3 separate regions of the Mus musculus genome follow, and all the other regions are linked to region 2. A link is a loop called in an ENCODE intact Hi-C map of the cell type or tissue named here. Cell type or tissue: gastrocnemius. All regions are shown on one strand.

Region 1 (8,000 bases), 320 kb before region 2:
GGTAAATACATAAAAATGGAGGTAACCCGTAGAAGTGCTGAGGCGGTTCCTTTAGCTGCTTTGTGTTGAATAATCCTGGGGCAGGGGATGGAGAGTAATGGAGGAAGTTTAAGGGAGTGTGAAGTTACCCAAGTAGGGGTCAGTTCCTTTTTTTCCCCTTCTAAGGTCATCTCCAAACTTTGTTATTTTTCAAGATGAGTTTATTATTTGTCAGTTATACCCCCAGTTAGCTAGTATAAGAAATAACCTTTCATTAGCTAGTTGGTGGTGGCACAGACCTTGAGTCCCAGCACTCAGGATCTCTGTGAGTTCGAGGCCAACCTAGTTTACAAATCCAGTTCCAAGAGCGCTAAAGCTCTACACACACACACACACACACACACACACACACACACACTCAGATATATGTTGAGATATATATCTCAAAAATAAAACTAAAACAAAATTTAAAAAGAGGAAGGAAAGAAAGAAGAAAATGCCGTTGGCTGACTCATGCTATATAGCTGGGAAAGAATAGAAATAAATTGTATGGGGAGACATTTTACTTTGAGGCAACATAGTTCAGGGATGTCTGGGGGGCTTAGTTTACCTGTTTTCTCACTTCTTTTCTTTATTAAAGATTTATTTATTTTATATTATGTGAGTACACTGTCATTGTCTTCAGACATACCAGAAGAGGGCATCAGAACCCATTACAGATGGTTGTGAGCCACCATGTGGTTGCTGGGACTTGAACTCATAACCTGTGGAAGAGCAGTCAGTGCTCTTAACCACTGAGCCATTGCACCTGCTCCATTTTCTCTCTCTCTCTTTTTTTTTTTTTTTTGCCCTTTCTCCCCACAGACATTCCCCACAAGATCTCATGTAGCCCAGGCTGGCATGGAATTCACTGTGTAGCCAAGAGTGTTCTTAGACTGTTGGTCCTCCAGCCTCCCCTCCTTCATCCTGGGATAACAGAAGTGCACCACCACACTTCTTTTCTGTGGTGCTGTGGATTGAACCCAGGATTCTGTGTTTGCTAGGCAAGTTCCCTATCACCGAGCCAGCCCCCTCTTTGTTTTGTGACAATGTCTCTCTAAGTTACCTGAGGAGGTCTTGAACTTTTGTGATCCCTGCTTTCTTAGCCTCCCATGTGGCTGGAATAACAGACTCGGGCCATCAGGCCCACTTTGTAATTGTTCTCCCTTGTCAGTTGTCTTAGGTCTAGAGATTTATGTATGTGCCTGCCTTAGTTAGGGTTTTACTGCTGTGAACAGGCACCATGACCAAGGCAACTGTTATAAAGACATTTAAGTGGGGCTGGCTTACAGGTTCAGAGGTTCAGTCCATTATTATCAAGGCTGGAACATGGCATCATGCAGGCAGGCATGGTGCAGGAGGAAATGAGAGTTCTACATCTTCATCTGAAGGCTGTTAGCAGAGTACTGACTTCCTAGCAGCTAGGACTAGGGTATTATAGCCCACTCCCACTGTGACACACCTACTCCAACAAGGCTACCACTCCTAATAGTGCCACTCCCTGGCCTAAGCATTTACAAACCATCACAGAGATGATATATTGTGAGTCAACTCTCCTGGCAAAGGCAGAGGAGGGAAAATCTGGGAAATGTGTGACTCCAGGGCCAGCGAGATGGCTCAGCAGGTAAAAGTGCATGCCTCTAAGTGAGAGTTCACCTGGGACTCACACAGTGAACGAAAGGAGAGAGAAAAAAATGTCCTGCAAGGTGCCCTCTGACCATACTCTCACCATGGACATATGCTTACACACATGCACAAATTAACGACAAAGAAAGATGTAGTCTTCATAGAAACTTACTAGATTCATGGGGTAGTCAGCCAGATTCCATGGGGGAGAGGTCAGCACTTGAAGTTCTAGGTCAGAAGGCAGCCTCCACTCTGCTCAAGGCCATGGTCAGAAGAAGTGGGTAATTGTGTGAACTCTCACCAGTCAACCATAACAGTAGCAGAACTGGGCTCACTGACCTGCTAGAGCTGGAAGCATCCGGTGTGAAAGCTTTTGTAGTGGATTTACTAGCATCCCACCATCAATGTGCACGAGACCCATTTTCTCTGAATCCTCGCCAGAGCCTTGTTCTCTTGCTGTTGTTTTTTCATTATTAAAAGCTATTTAAATAGTGTGTGGATATCTCAAAGTGACTTTAATTGGCATTTTCTTGTTGACCAATGATGCTAAATATCTTTCATGGGTTCTTTGCCATAAGTAATTGCTTCTTTGATGAATGTCTGTATCTTCTGTTATTTTTTATTGACAAATCTTGAGAGTATATGTATTACAAATTCCTTGTTCAATATTTGGTATCCAAATGGCAAAGGAATAACAACTAAGGACAAACCGGCTGCAACCCGTCTATAAAAATTAACCCCAAAGGATTGTAGATCTAAATGTAAAACAGAACTAATAACAGTTTTAGAAAATGGTGTGAAATAAGCAGAATTAAATATAGAAATCTTTTCTTACTGAGAAAATTCTTGAAACATTTTAAGTGAGTATGATCAGATGGGTGTGTTGTGTGTGTATGTGTGTGTGTGTTTTTGTGTGTATATGTGTGTCTATGTGTGTGGTTGTCTTATGTGTGTGTGTGTGTGTTTATGTGTCTGTGTCTGTGTTCATGTGTGCTCATGTGTTTATGTGTGTATGTATGTGTTTATGTGTGTGTATGCATGTATGTGTGTGTGCACCCTCATGTGTCTGTGTGTTTGTGTGTGCACACTCATGTGTCTGTGTGTATGTGTGGGTGTGTGTGCACACTCACCTAAGCAGGTGTATGTGGAAGCCATAGGGTGACTCCTCTATTGCATCAACATCTTATTTTATTCTAATACTTAAATTACTTCACAGGTGTTTTGCTTGCATATACATGTGTATACCATGTATATGTAGGGCCCCTGGAAGCCAGAAGAGGGTGTCTGGTCCCTTGGGACTGGAGTTACAGATGGTTGTGAAGACTATATGGGTGCTAGGTATTGAATCTGGCTCCTCTATAAGAGCAACTGTTGTAGTCAGGGTGTTTATTGCTGTGGCAAAACATCATGACGAAAGAGCAAGTTGGGAGGAAAGAATTTATTCAGCTTACACTTCCACTTGGCTGTTCATCACCAAAGGAAGTCAGGACAGGAACTCAAACAGGGCAGGAACCTGGAGGCAGGCACTGATGCACAGGCCATGGAGGAGTACTGCTTACTGGCTTGCTTCATGTGGCTTGCTCAGCCTGCTTTCTTATGGAACTCAGGACACCAGCTGAGGGATGGCACCACCATGGGCTGGGCCCTCCCCCATTGATCACTAATTGAGAAACTGCCCTACAGCTGGATCTCATGGGGGCATTTCCTCAACTGAGGCTCCTTCCTCTCTGATGACTCTAGCTTGTGACAAGTTGATACACAAAAGCAGCAAAACTTTTGGAGGCAAACAGCTGGCTTTACTCCCCCATCTGTTGACTCATCCCTTGTCTTGTGTTTTGAGAACAGGGCAAAATAAACACAGGCGTGCACACTGATCCGCCTCCACAGGTGCTGAGTGGAATAGAACATGGATTGGAAGAGCAAGCAGGGCTCAACACATCTCAAAGCCCAGTGTCTGATGTCTCTCTCTGTGTATCTCTTCTGCACAGTGATTCTTTCAGCCCTTCTCTGCTTTCTACTTTTATGTTAACTTGATACAAGCTAGAGTTATCTGAAAGGAGGGAACGTCAATTGAGAAAATGCCTCCATTAGATCCAGCTGTAAGCCATTGTCTTAATTATGATCAGTGGGGGAGGGCCTAGCCCAAAGTGGGTGGTGCCATCGTGGGCTGGTGGTCTTGGGTTCTATAAGAAAGCCGGCTGAACACGCCATGAAGCCAGTAAGCAGGATTCTTCCATGGTGTCTGCATCAGCAAGTATACAGCAGTGTGGAAGTGTAAGCTCAACAAACCCTTTCCTCCTCAAGTTTCTTTAGCCATGGTGTTTCATCAGAGCAATAGAAACTCTTAATGAAAACACCTTTCTTATGGTAGTTCTTCTTGGTGTGTTGCACAGAATTTTAATTTCATTAAATTTTTTTTTAATTTTAAAGATTTCATTTTGTATTTGTGTGAGACATAGCCAGAAACCAAACAGATGGGGCCATTCAACCTTGGACTTTCAGCCTCCAAAACAGTCAGTGACATAAACCTCTTTTCTTAATAAAGTACCGACTCTCAGGCATTTTGTTATAGCTACACAAAATGGACTAAGACAGATGGATGGCAGGGGTGGCTATAAATAAAGACAGGTGATGCCCTCAAAGAGAATCTTAAGCTAATGGGGGAAGGGACTGACTAGTGTATAAAGACTCTGGTGTCTTGTCTTCAAGTAAATGAACCTGGCGTGTTTCTCTGATGCTTCTCAAAGTTAACCCTCCCCCAACCACTGTTTCTTACCTCTCAATCGTGTCCTGTGTCATCTTCACTGTTGTTCTTGTTGGAGGTTTTGTATTCCACAGAGCCTAGGAGAAGCTGGGATCCCCTCTTTTGTGTTAGCTTTCTGTGTGTGTGGGATGAAGATAGGAGCTCCAGCATTTCCCAAGGATTACACTTATTCTGAAATATGCATTATAGATTCAACTCATTCATTGGGCAGAATACCTGTGAGGGAAATTCCAGCCACTGCGGCTGTTTGGAAATCCACACGAGAGTATTCATTTCCTCCCCAAACAGTAGATAAGACAGGGAAGTTAGACCAGAGAACAAGACGGGAAGTTTTAAAACTAATCACACAAGCATGGTTTCTAAACAGGAACTCTGAAGACTGCCCTAACAAGGCGGGGCTGCATGCTGTCACCAGAGGGCAGCAGAGTCCAGGGACCAGAAGGCAAAAACCCAACTGTTCCTAGGCAGATCTGACGGAGACAAGGCTGACTTACTTATACTGGGCTTTGCTACATGTAGCTTATTGTTCTGTGCACAAGGCAAAAGGATACAAAGTACAAAGCAGAGATCAGAGTTCAGAGCTAAAGAAAGAATGCAATAGAACAGAACTGAGGGGTAGTTCCTCCCGCCACCCAAAGACCCAGTGGTCTGGGGAGTGCTAACACCTGGCTGGCGCTAGGTGCTCAGGCAAGAACAATTGCTAGATCAATAAGAGACAATGTGTGTATTTGCTTTGCTCTGATCAGAATTTAATGAGTTCTTTTGAACATGCTTTCTTGAATTTCTGCTGAGGTTGGATAGATTGTTTAAATGCTATTTATTGCCTTTGGCTACCCCCTGTAGCCTGCCTTTGCTATTGGTGGGTTCTTTTTTTCTTCCACCCTTCTCCAACCCATTTCTTCCACTGTTTCAACCTCCTAACACTAGATAGGAGAGAAAAAAAGGATAGATTGGGAAAACCGACATCTTTACTGTTAGAGTACTTTCTGCTGCGTAGGGGTATCAAGTTTTTGGGGGACAAGTTTGCTCTTCAGGATATCTAGTTTCTTCTTGTTCTTGTTTCTTCTTTGCACAAGACTACCTTAAAAAAAAAAGACATCCAGCTCTTGGGGCCCTAGCGTTTATATACTCTCTGAAGAGTCCCCCAAATTCCCAGAGTCACACGATCGCTGAGAACTGTCTGCCACTGTCAAAATGGCGCCCCTGCTACAGCAAGAGGTAACATAGTCAGCTGCTGTGGACAGTCTGAAGTCTGAAGCAGCCCCATGTCCTACACCTGGGACTAAAACAGAAATGTATTATTTTTCTTAAATGCATGTATGTATGTATGTATGTATGTATGTATGTATGTATGTGAGTACACTGTAGCTGTCTTCAGACATCCCAGAAGAGGGCATCAGTTCTCATTACAGATGGTTGTGAGCCACCATGTGGTTGCTGGGATTAGAACTCAGGACCTTAAGAAGAGCAATCAATGCTCTTAACCACAGAGCCATCTCTCTAGCCCCAGAGTGTCTATATTAACTCCACATCACTGTGTTCAGGAAACATCACAGAAGAGGAGGCATAGAGAATGAGGAATGCTGGGAGATGCTGTCTTTTTTATGTTTACATGTTTTATATGTTTATTGTTTTTTTAATTTTTATTTTTACTACTTTTTTTTATATGTTATTGAAATCATGACCTCACAGTAGCTGTGGTCACCTGTGTAAGACCTATCCAAGATCAAGTTAGCCAAAATCCCAGCATAGATGATTGCCGGGCTAGAGTTTATACTGAGGAACTGTGGGCAGTGGGTAGGTATTGAGGGATGGGGGAACTTTTTGGTTTTTCATTGTTTGTTGTTTGAGATGGGATTTCTCTGTGTAGCCCTTGCTGTCCTGGAACTTTGTAGACTAGGCAGGCACTGAACTCAACACATCCACCTGCTTCTGCCTCTGCTGGGATTAAAGGCATATACTATGACCATACCCAGCCTGTCAGCTTTTTATTATCCCATTGTCCAGAAACTGGGTACAACTTGCTCAGAGTGATAACATCTTCCTCCTTCTAGACCAGTCAGTGTCCCTCCTTCCTAGTGATAATGGAGTCCAGTCACCATCAACAAACACCAATGGGTCTTTGCTGGTTTCTTCTCAATGTTTTATTTTTCAAAATATACAATTTATTTACATCTTTATTTCACAAGTGCAGTTTTGTATATTTATCCCAAAAATCTCTAGATAGCTTCACCGTAAACAGTACAAATCATAGACTGGTCACACTGCCTCTCTTTAGTCTTTGCACCCATTGGGTTTTTGATAAGTTTCAAGTAGTAATCGCTTGTGGGTAAGAAAGGAACAAAAAGGAAGGCAAGATGATTTTTTTTTGTCTTTTACATAAGCTCAATACATAGGATTAGAAAGGGCCATCTGACCAGCTACTTCATTTGGGGCCAGATTAAAAATATTTATGTAGCTTATAAATAAGACTCAGGAGCAGTGAGGGCTCTGGTTACAAGGAAGGACAGTCTGGGTGGGAGAGGGTGGGTGATAAGGCACCACATACAAGTCCCTTCTTGGCTTCAGGAGGCACTTCTGGGAGGGTCCTGAGTGGGGCAGGTTTCTACCTGTGCAGATGGAGGCCAAGTATGACCGGGGCTAGGCTGGGGCTCTCACCAACGTAGACTTCTCCAGCCTCTGTTGGGGAGCGGTTTTGTGGTTTGGGCAGGGAGAGAGGAGACAGAGAAAGCCACTGCTGATCCCCAAAGACAAGGGCCAGGGCTCCTGTCAGCCTTGCAGAGGATGCCAGGCACCCTTGTGCTTTCTGCCCAGGCAGACAAGTACTGGATTACTTCCGCAGCTGATAGTACAGCTGGTATCTGGGGTTGGCAGGGCCCATAGTGGCTGTCCTGGGGTCTGGGAATGGCCTGTGGGAGGCATCATGCTGTTTCTTCTTGGAATAGCCCTTCATTTACTTCTGAATCATCAAACTCTCCCAAGAAAGGACAGGAGAATACGATGTGGCCACAGGCCTGCATGCCATGCTTCTGCTGTGACACCGGTCCCTCTGCTGCATGGGGAAGCCCCCAGGGAGCCCAGGGTTCTAAGGCACAGGTGGGGTCAGTTTCCTTCATGCCCCTTGGGGCCAATGTCTGGACCCTGAAACAGCACTGAGGGCTGAAGCTTAGGCAGGAATGCCAACGGGGAGGCCATCATTCTCTGGGAATGAGCCAGTCCCCAAGGGCCACGGCTATCAAGAGGATGCTATCCTCACACAGGAAGCCGGAAGGGAAGCCCTGCTTTCAGGTCTCCACCAGGCCCCAGGGCTAGACAGAGCCCGTCATGCCTGGCCAAGCTGACCTCAGCAGGTCTAGGTGGAGGTGGGGGGTAGGACATGGGTGGGGTCTGGGGATAGACCGAGGGCAGAACAGAGGGTCTAGGGGTTGTCACTGCATCTTCGGGTGGGCTTCCTCTGGAATGAGGGTGTGGAAAAAGTAATCCCACAGTTTAGTGCTGATGCCAAACCCTGCAGAGGGAGACAAACGGGATAGAGGATGAGGTGCTGGTCGAAGAGAAGAAAGACATTTACCTGGGGAAGGCGAGCTAGGAA
Region 2 (8,000 bases):
AAAAAAATTCCTAGTGGGTCACTGGGGTGACAGTAAGTGGAACTATTCCATTTTCCACTCCTTGATTCCTGGACCTATGGATCTTGGCTTTGGGAAAAAACCTAGCATATATTGGACACTGATTCAAAGACAGAATCAGACACTGATTCAAAGCATACACTCTCTTTAGGAGAGCCCTGCCCTAGCCCTCCATGCTGCTGCTACCTAATTGGCACTATAACTGTGTCTCCAAAGGCCATTCCATCTTTCTATCAGGCCAGCTGCTTCAGGATGGTGGGGAACATGGTAAGACCAGTAGATTCCAAGTCATGGGCCCATTGTCATGCTTCTTTGGCTGTGAAGTGAGTTCCTTAGAAACAATACTGTGTGGAATACCACGATGGTGGATAAGGCATTCTCCACAGATGGTGGTTTTGACAAAAGCCTTATGTGCAGGAAAGGGTACATCTATAACCAGAATAAGTATCAATTCAAAGCATTGTCCTTTTCACAGAGGAAGTGGTTCAGTGTAATCAGTCTGTCACCAGGTCACTGGCTGGTCACCCCAGGTAATTGTACCATATCTTGGGCTCCGTATATTGGTCTCTGCTGTTGGCTGTGCTCAGCAGCAGCTGTAGCCAGGTCAGCCTTGATGAGTGAAGTCCGTGGTGAGGTATGCACCATAGCCACTTTGTTCATGTGCCCTTAGGGGAATGACAGGGTTGGCTGGGGAAAGAGGCTGACTGTCCACAGCACAGGTCATCCTATCTGCTTGGTTACTGAATGCCTCCTCTGCTGAAGTCACCTTTTGATGGGCATTTACATAGAACACAAAAATCTTCACACCCTTTACCCATTTGGAGAGGTCAGTCCACATTCTTCTTTCCCAGTGTTTTTTTCTCACCATCTCTTCAACCATGCTCTTTCCAAGTCCCTGACCATCCAGCCAATCTATTGGATACAGCCCATGAATCAGTGAACATGGCCATTTTTCTTCCCAAACAAAATCTATGATGGCATGTACTGCCTGACGTTGTGCCTACTGTGACAATTTGCCTTCACTGGTGTCTTTCAGGGTTGTCCCAGAGGGGGTCGTAATGCTGCAGCTGTCCACTTCTGGGTGGTGCCTGCATAAGGTGCAGATCCATCAGTAAACCAGGCCCTAGTCTTCTCTTCAAACCAATCACAGGGCACATGACATGAGACTATAGGCGCATGCCTGGCAGTAGATAGTATTGTAATGAGAGTAGAAACCATAGACATTTGGAGAACTTCATGTACCTTGTTTGTGCCTTCAGGACCTGCTCAGGCCTGATCGTGTGTAGACCACTTCCATTTGATAGTGGATTGCTGCTGTGCCTGCCCTACTATGGCACAGTGGGGCAGATAACACCCAGCTCATGATAGACAGCAGCTCAGGGCGCATGGTAACTTGGTATCCCTTTGTCAGATGTTCAGTTTTCACTAAGGCCAATTGCAGACCAACAGCTGTCTCTCAAAAGAATAGTTGTCTGCAGATAATGGTAGGTAGAGCCTTGCTCCAAAATCCCAAATGTTTCTCCTGTGATTCACCTACAGGGGCCTGCCAGAGGCTCCAGACAGCATCCCTGTCTGCCACTGACAACTCATATACCATCAGGTCTGCTGGGTCATATGGTCCAAGTGGTAGGGCAGCCTGGAACTGTTGAAGAGCCTTGTGTTCCAGGCCCCACACAAAGCTCGCAGCTTTCTGAGTCACCCGATACATGAGTGGGAATAATCACCCAAGTGAGGAGTGTGCTGTCTACAGGATCCAAATAGACCCTCTAAGCCCTGTGCTGCCTCTTGGTGGTGGGAGGGGCCGCTGCGTAATGCATCCCTAACCTTAGAACCGATGTCTCTGCTGGCCTCGCACCCCTAGACTCTCAAGAATTTCACTGAGCGCACGCCTTTAATCCCAGCACTTGGGAGGCAGAGGCAGGTGGATTTCTTAGTTTGAGGCCAGCCTGGTCTACAGAGTGAGTTCCAGGACAGCCAGGGCTACACAGAGAAATCTTGTCTCAAAAACAAACAAACAAACAAGAATTTCACTGAGGTAGAAGGCCCTTGGATTATAGTTTATTTTCCATCTCTGATGTATGTATGTATTACCAACAAGTCTGAAGTGGTTGCTACCTTCTGTTCACTCTGTCTAATCAGCATGTCCTCAATATGGTGAACCGATATTTTGTGAAATTGATGATCAAGATCCAATTGAAAGCTTCAGGCAGGCATGGTGGCACATCTAATCTCCGTGCTTTGGAGGCAGCTGGGTGTGAGTTTGAGGCCAGCCTGGTTTCCAGAGCAAATTGCAGGACAGTCAGGCTGTACAGAGAAACCTCTGACTCGGGTGCTGGAAATTCAGCTGAAAAGAAATTGTTTTTGGTGATCTTATGGACAGGTACTAGGAAAAGGGGCATTTAATAGACCAATAATTGCAAACCGTGTGCTAGGAGATGTGTTAATCTGCTCAGGGACACCACCCCTGCCTGCATCCTTCAAGTCCTTAATGGCGGCACACATTTCTGCAATTCCTTCAGGATGTGCTACTGTTTTTGATTTACTATTTTCCCTGACCGAGGCAACTCTAAAGGCTTCCAGTTAGCCTTTCCAACAGTAATAGCTCTCATTCCACAGGTCAGGGAACCAGTGTGAGAATTCTGCCAACTTCTAAGTATATGCACCCCAGTTATACATTCTGGGACTGGGGAAATAACCAGAGGATGAGTTTGGGGACCCAGTTGGACTTCAACCAAAACTCCATGAATCATCTGACCTCCATAAGCTCTAACTTTAATTGGAGGACAACAATGTTTTTGGGGTTCCCGCAATCAGCAAGAATCAGTATCCACCAATAGACCCAGATAATCTGATTGCTTCCTTTCCCCCACTGTACAGTTCCCCTTGTAAAAGGCCATAGGTCCCTCTGGGGAACGACTGGAGAAAGGCTAAGAGTAACATTTTTAGGCATTTTATTAAGATCCTTCATCCATGGACTTCTGGGTCTGCAAACTGGCTCAAGTATGGGAATCAGTTCACAGGCAGAGATCCCCTTTTGCCATGATCCAGTGTAGCCTTTCTTTTATTTGTTAAGAGATTTTCCATTTGTACAGCTGCTTTAAAAAAAGAAAAAAGAAAAAAGAATGCAGTAGGCTTCTTACCATTTCATGCCAGAAGTACCATGGTTGATTAACCAGCACCAAAGGTCCATGAGAGTTATGCCATTATAAAATTCACCACAGATTAGACCTATATGGACATTGCTTTGCCTGTGCTTCCCATTATAACTACAGTCATCTTGTCTTTGGTGACTCAGTGCTGCCACCTGCTGCTTCTGCTTGGGGGCCTGATTAGACTCAGGCCTGGTCAACTTGCATTCAATTCATCCAACTGAGCAGCAACATCCCCAACCCTAAGGCCTGGCGCAAGGAAAGGGGCAACAACAAAGCTTATCAAATGTGCTGGTGCCCCTCTTGCCATTTTGCATCTTATGGGATTAGTGAAGGACATTCGTGATTAACTGAGTTACCAATAATGCGTTGATATCACACTAAAAAAAAGCACGTCCCCTTGGAGTTATGTCGCCAGAGTGAGTGCAGGTGGGGTTCTCTCGGCCTGCCTGTCCCTGTGTGTGTGTAGAGTCTGTATGTGCAATATGTGTCTTATGTGTGGGAGTGGTCTGTCCCTAGCAAAGGGTTTGCTCTGTCTCTATTGGGCAGCCCAGAAAGCACTACATGGCAGTGGGGAACTTTACTGAAATCTAAGTTTTACAAGGGATTCAGTCCCTGAATTGAGCTGACTCCAGCTGACAGATAACACATTAACTAGAGATTATGATTATTTAACATTATGGTGGGTTTTAGGGAGTATTTGCTGCTTTCGGCAGATGGTACACATGCATTGCCCTGGGTCGGGGCATTTAAAATACATAAGATTAGAGCTGTGCATTAGCTCAGGTTGTAAAAGTTGATGACTTAGTACACCCAAGGCATCTAATGTTTGTTATCACATTGTTCTCTTAAAGGCAGGCTAAAGTTCGAGGGTACAGTAACATTGACAGTCTTAAATTTTAAGGGACCTTAAAATATATTAGCTGTGAAGTTCCAGTCTCTTAGAATGTAAGATATTCTCAGAATATTGCATTGCCATGTGTCCTGGTGTATTGGAGCCCAGAAGAGGGTATCTGATTCCCTGGGACTGGGGTTACAGTGGTCAGTTGCCAAGTGGGTTCTGAGAATCCAGCTGGGGTCCTGTGAAAGAGTAGCCAGTGCTCTTAACCACTGAGCCATCTCTCAGCTCTGTCAGATAAGTGTTTTTCAAAGATGTTCTTAGTCTGTACTGTATTTTGGGGGTTTTTTTGGTTGTTTTTTGATTACTCAGGGGGTTAACTTTGGTTTTGTTTTTTGGGTTTGTTTGTATGTTTGTTTCTAGACAGGGTTTCTCTATGTAGCCCTGGCTATCATGGAATTCTCTACTCTCATAGACCAGGCTGGCTGCGAACTCAAGATCCTCCTACCTCTGCCTCTCTTGTGCTGGGATTAAAGATGTGCACCACCACCTGGCTGGGTTTGTTTTGTTTAGTAGTATTGTGGAGGTGAGGGGGAGAGAATCCTGCTGTATAGCTGGTGTTGACATGGAAACTGTGTAGTTGGGGCTTGCCTTGAAATCATGGTACTACCTCAGCTTCTCAAGTTCTGGGATTATAGGTGTGCACCAGCAGAGCAAATGACATCTTTTGGATTTATTAGAGCATAAAACTCTCTCATTCTCATTAATGTTGTAAGGGGCATGGTGTCCACACCCTTAGCCCAGCAGCTCAGGAAGCAGAGGCAGGTAGCCTCTGTAAATTCAGCTCCAGATAGTGCTACATAAGGAGACGGTCTTAAAACCCGTTTTGTGTGTGCTACGGCATCTGAGCCTTGACTTTCAGGAGTTGGTTCTTCCATCATGTGAGTTCCAGGGATTGAACCCAGGTCGTCAGCATTGATGACTGGCTTACCACCGAGTCAAGCTGCCAGCCCTCTTTCCTTATGCCTTGTGTAATAACAGTGTACACAGTAAAGTACTAGGGAGGGATATACTCTGCTAATAGTGTACTTGCCTTGCATCCTTGAGGCCTCGGGCTTGATCTCTAGTACCCCCACCCCAAACCCAGAAAAGAAACGGTCTGCAGTGTGAGCGCTTGTGCATACCTGGGTTAAGAAGCGGCTGCCAGCTCCCTGCGATGCCAGCTCAGTTGAGCCCTTCTTGGGGAGTTGGGTTTTCTTAAGTTACATTTTAAAAGTTTTGTGCACATGGTTGGGGGCTTAGGGGATGTGTGTCATAGTGTACTCCTGGAGGTCGGAGGACAACTTTCAAGGGTCAGTTTTCTCCACCACATGGTAAGGAACTCAGTCTTCAGGCTTGACAGTAAGCCCTTTTACCCAGGTAACTGTCTCATTGGCCCTTTGTGTTCAGATTGCATTAGCTGGTGGCAGTATAAGGGATAGTCTTACTGGCAGACAGCAATACTTACCTAAGCTGTGGCTCATAGTCTAGTTGTAGCTTTCCCGAAAGCTCACAGAACCCTCACTGAGAAAGTCACTGGCAAGGTCAGGATAGGAAGTACAGGGCTCAATGCTGCTGGTGTGTCAGGCCGGGTCAGAGTGTGCATCCAGTGCTCAGTGTTTGACAGCACTGTTTGATGAGGCAGATGCTCTCTATCTTCTGCTTCTGGCTCTACCACTTGACTGCCAGCTCTCGGGAGTTGGTTAAAAGCAGGCAGATCTGTTAGATGGATGGAGTATCCTTACCTGATCCAAGGCATCTTGGTGTAGAAGGAGGAGAGAAATGTCCTTAGTTAGCACATGTCCAGGACAGACCAGAGCAAGTACATGTAAGAATCCGCACATAGAGCCGGTCGTGGTGGCGCACGCCTTTAATCCCAGCACTCGAGAGGCAGAGGCAGACGGATTTCTTAGTTCGAGGACAGCCTGGTCTACAGAGTGAGTTCCAGGATCAGCCAGGACTATACAGAGAAGCTTTGTCTTGAAACCCCCCCCCCCAAAAAAAAAGCATCTGCACATAGGCTGAGTTAAAATCTGGTACAGTGGCATCGAAGATCTTGATGCTAGGCCTTAAAATGCCTGCTTTCAAATTCCTCCCAACCATACTAGACCAGCCTGGTGTCACTAGAGTAGCTGCTGTTTTGCAAACTCTGGACACTTCCCTCGGCTCTCCTTTTTTGAATTATTGTTTTATTGCTGCTTTTTCCTTTTTTTTTAAAGACTGGGTCATTTTATGGCAGTGGTTCTCAACCTATGGGTCTCAAACCCTTTTGTGGGTCACATACCAGGTACTTAGATTTTATAACAGTAGCAAAATTACAGTTGTGCCGTAGCAACAAAAAAACTATGGTTTGGGGTCACCACAACATTTTCCTTTGTCATTTGATGTAGGCCTCTGCATCAGTGTGGATTTGTCTCTTTCTAGCTTTTATTTTTGATCCCTGACTAGATTGAAATGTGTTATGTAGACCAGGCTGGCCTCAAACTCAGCTAGATCCCCCTGCCTTTACCTCCCAAGTGCTGGGGTTCAAGGTGTGTACTACCACACCTGTCCTGAGTAATGTCCTCACTGTTGAGAGCCGTGACAAACACCGGACAAGTAGCACAGTTGGGACTGTGAACATGGCCAGAGTAACTTTCCCTGTGCCCTTTCCATCTCCCAAAGCTAACCACTCTAGAAGGAACTGTGTCATTTCAGGGATCCGTTTCATTCACTGATGTAACTGTGGACTTCACCCAGGAGGAGTGGGAGCAACTGGACCCCTCGCAGAGGATTCTGTACATGGATGTAATGCTGGAGAACTACAGCAACTTACTTTCAGTGGGTAAGGACAGCTTTGGGGATGATAGGAGTTGTAGACAGTGTAGTTAGAATGGTCAATTCAGAATTCTCCAAGGGAGCTACAGAAGGAAAATGGCAGATGTGATATCTGAGGCTTTGAACAGTTTGAGTACATTTGAGGTTTACAGGATTTTGTTTGTTTTTAAGGCAGGATCTCAATTATGTGGCCCTAGCTGGTCTTGAACTCAGAGATCATTAGCCTCTAACCCTCCTGCCCCAGTGCTGGGCAAAAGATGCACACTGTGGAAGGATTCATCTAGCCCAGCCTAGCTTTGAACTCTGTATGTAAGCCGAGTGTAGGGTTCCTGATCCTCCCAGTTGGACTCTCAAGCAATCACAGACATGCACTGCTATCCTGGTTTTATGTGGTGCTGGGATGGAGCCCAGGGCATTTTAGGTATGGTAGCTAAGCACTTTGCTAACAGAGCTACGTTTCCAGCCTCCTTTGGAACTATCTTTCTTTCTTTCTTTTTTTTTAAAGATTTATTTGTATGTATGTATGTACACTGTCACTGTCTTTGGACACACCAGAATGCGTAGGATCTCATTACAGATGGTTGTGAGCCACCATGTGGTTGCTGGGAATAGAACTCAGAGCCTCTGGAAGAGCAGTCAGTGCTCTTAACCTCTGAGCCATCTCTCCAGCCCTGGAACTATTTTTCAATTCCAAAAACCTTTAGAGATGACTAAGAGCTCAGGATGGCTTGTAGTTTTGATCCCTGGCACACTTCCAAATACTCCTCTCTCCAGATTTATCAGTGCTTGCCTGACACATTAGTACTGGGAGTTTTAGTTATGTTCTCAATTTACCAGAATGATGACCTTGTATTTAACCCGTGGGAATGGGCACAGATTTTTCAATACAAAAATGAGATGGTTTTAGACAGCAGCAGGATCCTAAGGAGTAGCTAGTATACATCAGGGCTTTTAAAGGTCTAGACCAAGGCAGAGCACAAACTCTTAAATCTGCTCAGGTAAAGTAGGGCCACAGTAGAAAGATGAAAACGCAACCATGCTCAGCAGCCTTGATGTAAGAAAAGCTGTAAACCCAGCATATGATTGTGTCATAAGGACCCAGACTTTCCATTTTCAATACAGTGAACTCGGGGATCTTT
Region 3 (8,000 bases), 200 kb before region 2:
TGCTCCCCTCACCATGGTGGGACCATTTAATGTGTTTACAGACTACAACCCCCTCCACTCATTCTCCTCACTTTTAGCTCTCAGAACCTACAGGGACTCCAGCAGTTGTCGCCCAAATGGATGTCGAGCCCAAGGTGTTTCCAAATCTGGGTCAGACTTCGGCCCAAGGCAAAGATCTGTAGCTACCGTAGCCAGCGACCAAACCTGGACAGACCAAAGGAAGATGCTCAAGTTCAAGCCACAGAAGAGATGCACAGACCCTGCAAAGGGGCCCCATCTGTCTGCCCTCTTCCTACAGTCTGAAACCTCACTACGAGGATGCAAACGGCTCGGGCTGGCAGAATGCTAAGCCCCACTCCGACTTACTGCATTAAAGCTGATGCATTAACAGGGTCCTCAGTGACTGACGATACTATAAAGCTGAGAAACACTAGCCTTAAAACTTTCATTAAAAGCCAAACATGGTGGCTCACGCTTGCAACTCCAGCCCTTGGCAGGCTGAGACGGCCAAGAGTTGGAGGCGAGGCTATCCCGAGTTTTACCCCAACCCACACCACATGGCCAAGCCATGTAAGGAAGAATAACCTTCCACAAAGCAAGCTTCAGAGAGCAAACACATCATAGTCCAAGGTCCAGCTTCTTCAGCGTGCTTGGCCTCTTCTGACGCTTCCCTGGTGAACAGGGTCGGCAGAGACCAAACCAGAGCAGCCCACAGCCCACTGAGGACCTGCTCTTCGTGCCGTGGGTGGAGAATGCCGTCACCTCCATTACAAAGTTTTAGGGCTCTTTTGAAGCTAAAGAACAGGCCAAGAACTAAACAACCTTGGCTTTGTTTCTGTTGACATGAAGTCTGATGATCACCCAAGGCCTCCAACCGCACGGGGCTTAGAATCACCACTCTAATGTCCATTAAATGTCTAGTAAGCCCAAGGCCTTCACTGCCCATCAGAAAGAGATGAGCAACCCCTTGAGACCTTAAAAAAATCGAATACTGCTTTTGGAAAATCTCTTCTGCTTTGTTTTGCTTTTTGTTTTGTTTTTTTTCTAGACAGGGTTTCTCTGTGTAGACCTGGCTGTCCTGGAACTCACTCTGTAGACCAGGCTGGCCTCGAACTCAGAAATCTGCCTGCCTCTGCCTCCCAAGTGGTGGGATTAAAGGTGTACACCACCACTGCCCGGCTTGTTTTGTTTGGTTTTGAAAAAGCAATATAATCATCGTACCCACTACCTGGAACACACTATTCTAAACCCGAAAGGAAGAAGACACAAACTTTGAGTCAAGTCTATAATTTGAGACCAGCAAGCAAATAAAAATTCGGAAAGGCAAACATTAGATATGTAAGATACAGCACAAGGGCAACATACAAAAAGTGACACACCAGTATTGCTCCAAGTACAGACATGCAGCTCACACTCATCGCCAAAGTTAACGATGGCAGGACAGGTTTTCTGCCATGGCTGACTATTGAGTTGTGTTAGAGTCTCCCTCCATAACACACATTTCCTAAAGGCTTTCAACAGAAGCGTGCCCTTGCATCTGCTTCACTGGTAAATGCGAGGGACACAAAACAGGAAGTACATCTTCATCAAGGGCAGGAAGAAAAACAATACAAATTCTTTGAGCATCACTGTTTGTCAATCAGGTCATTTCTGTCTTTACACATCATCAAGTCACAAATGACCGTCACATACAGCTGTGGGTGTCCAGACAGCTAGGAGCAGTCACAGGTTTTATGTCATTTACTTCCTCATGAAGTCAGAAGTATGGCTCATTTTATAGCAGGGACCCTGACGTTCACAAAGTCTGGGCAGCTTGCTGGGGATCACACACAGAAAGAGTGTCAGGGCCCAGAAGTCAAGCAGAGCCCACATGAAGACAAGCGTCTCCCCACATCACTGAGACTGGTCTAGCCTTCCATACCAATTCTGTCAGAAAAGCACTGGGGAGGGAGGAGTTGGGGAGAGGAGAGAAGGAAGGAACGGAGACATGCAGGAAGAGAATAAGGAAGAGGGAGAATACTTAAAGGAAAAGCTGTAACCCTGTTGAGAGAATGTTCTTTGGGGTGGGGCAGTCTTCAATGATTTCATATCCCCCATGGGGGTAATTCTTGTGGTTCCCACACTATAAACCCCTCCAAGGCTGAAGGCCTGAGAGAACTTGCCTGGGGTGTTCTCTAGGACTCTGAGCTGGCCTTGGCTAATTCCTATTAGCTTATTTTGCCTTCTTAGTGTTCAGAGTCTGGTGGGTGGGGCTGACGGAAATAGATTAAACCATTAGGGAGTTTTTTTAAAGGGTTTCTGGGAGAGATGATATGATATTCATTACTAGATGAATGGAAATCTTAGAGATTTTTTTAATTAGATATTTTCTCTATTTACATTTCAAATGTTATCCCCTTTCCTAGTTTCCCCTCCAAAAATCCCTTCCCCCTTCCTCTCCTCCTCTCCCCGCCCCCTCCCAACCACCCACTCCTGCTTCCTGGCCCTGGCATTCCCCCTATACTGGGGCATAGAACCTTCACAGGACCAAGGACCTCTGTTAGGGATGTTTTTAATCAAATGAAAATCAAGGGAAGGCCTCCGTGCTGACTCACTCAGTTATGAGGGAAACTCTGAGCTGCTGGGAGAGCTGCTAGTGACTTCCAAAGCTCAGTCTTGTCATCAAGTAGAGAACAGAGAGCAAGACAGACAGGAGGGGCCTGGCGGTTGCCCAGGGCTGATGGGAAGAACTGACTGAAAGACAAGAGTTTCTTTTTATGGGTGATAAAAACACTCTGCACGGTTTCTAATGAGAGCACTGACAACACTAGGAACTAAGTATCTCACTGTAAGGGGCAGACTAGTGATGTGCAGAACGTGCAGACTAGTGATGTGCAGAACGTGCAGACTAGTGATGTGCAGAACGTGCAGACTAGTGATGTGCAGAACGTGTCTCAGTAAAAAAGAACAATACATGGGAACCTCCGGAGATGAAGGAAACGGACATCTTACACATACTGTCAGATTTTACTATTTAACAATGTACTACTATTTTACAAGTATGGGTGTTTTGCCCGCAGGTATGTCTATCATGCACATGCCTGGTGCCAGAGGAGGCCAGAAGGGGTAGCTGGATCCCCTGGGGCTGGAATTACAGATGTGAGCCACCACATGGATGCTGGGAATTGAACCAAGGCCTCCTATCAGAGCAGCCCGTGCTCCAGCCTTCTCTGCGTCTCTCCAGCCCCATGAAGTCATGTTTAAACTGAGCATCTCTACCTTGAAGTACACGCTGGTAAACTTTCTTATGAAATATTTTTTTAAAAATTAAAAAAAGTAATTGAGGTGAAATGACAAAGGTACAGACAGATTCTCAAATTTAGGCGACAATGATCACTGTGGCATTGAAAAATAAACCCACATAGTTTAAGGGAAAAAAGCCACTTAAGGATCTTCCCCACTTAGCACTAATAACAAAATTTACCCACAGGTGGCAGTGGTGGCACTTGCCTTAAATCCCAGTACTAGGGAGGCAGAGCCAGGCAGACCTGAGTTTGAGGCCAGCCTGCTCTACAGAGTGAGTTCCAGGAGAGAGAGGGAGAGAGGAAAGGAGGGAGGGAGGGAGGGAGGGAGGGCAGACTGGCAAAGAAAATAAAAAAGAAACTTCAAATAGTGGGCACACCTATCAGTGTCACTAGCTGACAATTGTCAAGGCCAGAACCTCACCAACACAGATTGACAGTACCTGGACAAGATCCTTCCTTCCCACAAGCATGGCAGAAGTGGCATTCTTCTGACATGTCTCCTGAGTGTCGTTCACATTCAATCTGAAATTAAAACAAACAAGACTAAGAAGGTTTCTACTTGAACTTCCCAAGAACTCCTCCTGATTTACCAGCCTAGGTAAGTGTCTCTTTGGTTGTCACTCAAAACACCTCCTCTATCTGACAGGCTGGGAAGGGTTAATTAGAGCAGGTGCTGCAGGGCTTAGGGTTCCCACCTGGGGAGGACCGGAAATACTCACCACTTTCAGGAGGAGGCAATAAGAAAAATATTAATTAGCTACCAGCTTTTCTGTTGAGTTCTCAAGGTTTGGGATTTAAATGTGTACATACTAACTGTGATTTCCATCTAAAAAGTATTGTGCTGTGGGTATATCTCAAAAGATAACACTTTCTGTGATGTGTTCAAGGGCTTGGAAGACCTACAGGCCAGCCTCTGCTCCTATTGTCTTTCAATAAAAGAAGGCTCTAAATTCAGCTTGCTGGACCCTGAGCTTCAGCAGAGACCATCGGTGGGCCCAAAGTTATGCTTTCAGTTAGGTGAGATCGGGGGCAAGGAGGGCCCACCAAGCTGGGTGCCTGACCTACACAAAGAGTGAGGTAAGAAATGCACACTTGGGCTGGTGAGATGGCTCAGTGGGTAAGAGCACCCGACTGCTCTTTCAAAGGTCCAAAGTTCAAATCCCAGCAACCACATGGTAGCTCACAACCATCTGTAACGAGATCTGACTCCCTCTTCTGGAGTGTCTGAAGACAGCTACAATGTACTTCCATATAGTAAATAAATAAATCTTAAAAAAAAAAAAAAAGAAATGCACACTCTTTGAAGCCACAGTTTATGGCAATTTGTTAGTCACTATCAAGAAGCTACCACACCGAGTTTCCCCAAGTTGTCTAAGACTTTACAAAGCTCTGCAGCTCCCAAGGTGCCGTGCCCCATGCCGCCTGGGCCCATGGACTTACATGTACAGCTCTCCCAAGGACTTATGAACGGGAAGGAGGCACGAGACATCCTGGATGATGACCTTGCCAGCAGCCTTAATGGGTCGGTTGCCGGAGTCAGAGCCTTCCCGCTTACTCTTCCACCTCCTCGATTTCTAAGGGAGATGACCAGAAGTGACTAACGGGGCCTCTGGAGAGTGGGAACCTACAGTTGCACAGTACATCATATTTGGGTCATTGGTCATTTGCAGAGACTTTAAATTACATCGTGCCCCACAATTACATGAAATCAGCATCTGTAGGAAATAAAAGGTAACAAATGGCCCAAAGCTCTTGATCCAAGACCCTCATGGGGAAACAAGCACCTACTGCAGGGCCATCTACATTCTGCAGGTGCTCAAAAATAGATACCAGGAAGCCAGAATTAATTAATTAATTTAAAAATAGCAGGTAAAGAAGTTAGTAAAGATCCCCCACAAACGGGGAAGGGGGACTTTAGGGTGTTCAGTACTAGGTTCAAAGTTCTTGCCTGAAACGATTCAAAGGTTTTTTTTTTTCTTCATAGACAGTTTCAACAGGGTTAGTTGATATTTTAATTCAGACACGACAGTGTGGGCTCTGCAAGGCTATTATGTCTGAAGACAGAGACACTGGGTAACATAAGACCTTGCTTTTGTAGCAGGCCTGAATTATTTCTATAAGCGATCATTTCTGAAGGTCAAAGATACTTAGTTGGGGAAACCCAGTTAACAGACATGGGAGACCATGGGCGCATGTTTCAGCTCCCAGAGCTGCCTCAGGAAGTGGCTGTGAGGAATGAGAAATGTCGTGGGAAACAAAAAGTCACAGAGTGTCGCCCCATCTGGCATCTTCAAAAAGACAACCAGTTATCGGAGCAATGTCCTATTTTATTTCCAAAAGTTAAAAGAGGTCACCAAAGACACTTGATTAAGCAAGGGAGCCACACAGTTATCAACAGGGGAGGCATAAGGAGCAACTAAAAGGGGCTTGCAGTTTGACATCAGAAAACTAAGGTACTGTGTGTTCTGCCTCAATATGGCCCTAGGCAAGCTACTCCTAGTTAATTACTTGCTGTGGATTTAGTCTCACAGCCGTCAGTCTTTCTTGTCTTATTAGCTAATGCTGAGCTCTGCTATCCAGTCTGAAGTGAGTAAGGTACAGCGAGGAGACACAGATGCAGATGCACAGACTTACTTAACACTGCAACCTAGAACTGCAGTTTCTGTGAATGCCCGTAAGTGGTCAGGAGCCACACCACTCACGTTTCCACTCCTGAGTTCTGTATAATCACTCTTTCAGGAATCTGTCTACGCCTAAATCCAGGCGTTTCAACCAATGCTCTAAGTGTCCACTGAATCGACTTCCCATACTAATCAATATGTCTTGGGACCTACTAAATGTGGGCCACCTGGGTTCCAGACAAGTAAGTGAAGTAGGTTAGCTGAAACACCTATGAATTGTTCATCATAATTATCCACACCTCTTGATTCTTCAAAGGGGGAGGGGTGGGGCAGGGGAGCCTTGACCTGTTATTATGGGGTAAGCCTCCAGTCTCCTACAGGCCCCAATTTCTTGAAGAAGAACTATGTCCATACTCCAGAACTACTATCCTTTTATCCAGTTGGGGCCGCTCACATAAGGGAAGGACATGTCAGAGTGGGCTGGAGCCAGGCAGTGTTAACTGAGACAAGACAGAAGTAGCCACAGGAGCATGCGATGCATGGCCGGCTGCAGGGATAACTTAGTATATGGCTATCCTACAGAGCAGCACAGAAATGCTTAATTAGTCGAAAACTACACACCCACAGGTCTGAGTATGTGAGTGGTCTGAGTACAGGTCGTTCAGTGGTGGCTGATAGTTACTGCCAAGCCTGACAATCATGATTTGATCCCTAGAGCCCATTTAGTGGAAAGAGAAAACTGACCCTCACCGGTTGTCCTCTGCCCTTCCAAGAGTGACACATTTACCCATGTGCACACGAGTGCACAAACACACAGAAGTGTAAAAAGCTTCCCTTTTCATTTCTATGCCAAAAAAGATTCCATTTGGAAGGGAATATGACCATTTAGTGTATCTTCTGGGTTGGACAGAAGGATGCTAAAAACACTGTGAATATGAAGTCACTGTGGCTCTTTAGTACAAAAAAAAGGGGGGGGGGTAAGAGCTTGAACAGGTTAACAACTCACAAAAGCTCATCTAATTATACAATTGAAAGAAATGGAGACCTTGTGAAGGGCAGACGGGGCCTGCTTTTAGAGCGCACTGAAAATAACCCTGCTTTCCTGACTTTGAAAGCAAACCTAACAAAAGCATTTTACTAATTATATGAAGGCTCATGTGCTGGGAGCAGCTCATTTGCAAGGAGACTAGCTCACTTGGCAACAGATATTGGAACAAGTCCAAGTGTCCCGGTATTTGATTTAGGATTTAAAGACTTTCCTGGTGTTAGTGTGTGTTAGTTCTGGCTCTGGACTGTTCATGCCGAGCCAGCAGGTACTCACTGCAGCTCCGTGGGAGAGGGGCATAACCTCCATTTTGTAAATGGAGACATGAACCTTACACAAGGTCACAGTTATGGAGCTGAAATTTAAATAGGTCTATCAAGCTGCTACGCTCCTCTGTGTGTGTGCAGAGGTCAACTTCTGGGGTCCCCCTCAATTATACTATTGGGGGAATAGGCACAGAGTCTCTTACTGAACCTGGAACTCACAAGATTGGGGTGGACTGGCTGGCCAATAATCTGTCTCTGCCCAACTCCAAGACTAGGGCTATAGCCACAGGCCTGATCACCGGGTCTGGCTTTTATACTGGTGCCAGGGATCCAATACAGGTCCTCACGCTTGTGTGGCAGGCACTTTACCACCTAAGCCATATACCCTACCCCAGCTAAGTCCACTTTTGCTGACTTGCTTTTCAGTACTGACTGTTATTTTAAGAATCAACAAAGGTAAAAAATTAAGCCCTCACTAATCTAATGTGCCAGTAATGTGAGTAGTGTGGTCTGTCTTTAAGCAGATCAGCATCAGGACATGGGATGCTGACCCTTAAGCATCCTTCTGTGACTACTTTCCCAGTCACTTCCCTCTCAGGCATTGTGAGCGTATGCTGCTAACTCAGGGCCGTTGGCTGAAGGAGGCCCTGTTGTTTGTTTGCTGTTAACAGCGGTGCTTACCAGGCTCTCTATTGCCAGTCTTCAGTTTGTGTTTGTTTTTGTTTTTGTTTTGTTTTCAAGACAGGGTTTCTCTGTGTAGCCCTGGCTGTTCTGGAACTCACTC

The links. A loop is a pair of places that touch in the nucleus more often than their neighbours do. Peaks named below come from ENCODE experiments on the same cell type or tissue, not always from the same donor. Only the 100,000 strongest peaks of a DNase experiment are listed, where the experiment ranks them.
Region 1: it touches region 2 in a loop (13-fold over the local background); 17 of 42 quality-filtered maps call a loop at or near these places.
Region 3: a loop joins it to region 2, with 3 times the contacts of the local background. A loop is called at or near these places in 10 of 42 quality-filtered maps.

Annotation. Positions count from the first base shown.
Region 1 is chr8:111,338,606-111,346,605 of GRCm38, forward strand. Fa2h (fatty acid 2-hydroxylase) reads right to left here. Exons shown (of 7, transcript NM_178086.3): 7 at 6,533-7,916. The coding sequence ends at 7,837. Among named protein-coding and RNA genes, the nearest start is that of Mlkl, 4.4 kb to the left of the region's middle. In gastrocnemius, no CTCF peak of the experiment used is centred here; DNase peaks (open chromatin) are centred at 4,827, 7,243 and 7,559; H3K4me3 peaks cover 158 bases; H3K27ac peaks cover 129 bases.
Region 2 is chr8:111,659,337-111,667,336 of GRCm38, forward strand. It overlaps Zfp1 (zinc finger protein 1), which reads left to right. Exons shown (of 4, transcript NM_001037665.2): 3 at 6,742-6,868. Among named protein-coding and RNA genes, the nearest start is that of Zfp1, 20 kb to the left of the region's middle. In gastrocnemius, a CTCF peak has its summit at 3,336 (motif pointing left); a DNase peak (open chromatin) is centred at 3,329; H3K27ac peaks cover 209 bases.
Region 3 is chr8:111,462,065-111,470,064 of GRCm38, forward strand. It overlaps Wdr59 (WD repeat domain 59), which reads right to left. Exons shown (of 26, transcript NM_001170742.1): 19 at 4,725-4,858; 20 at 3,725-3,806; 21 at 92-204. Among named protein-coding and RNA genes, the nearest start is that of Gm24793, 47 kb to the left of the region's middle. In gastrocnemius, a CTCF peak has its summit at 3,470; a DNase peak (open chromatin) is centred at 7,133; H3K27ac peaks cover 1,445 bases.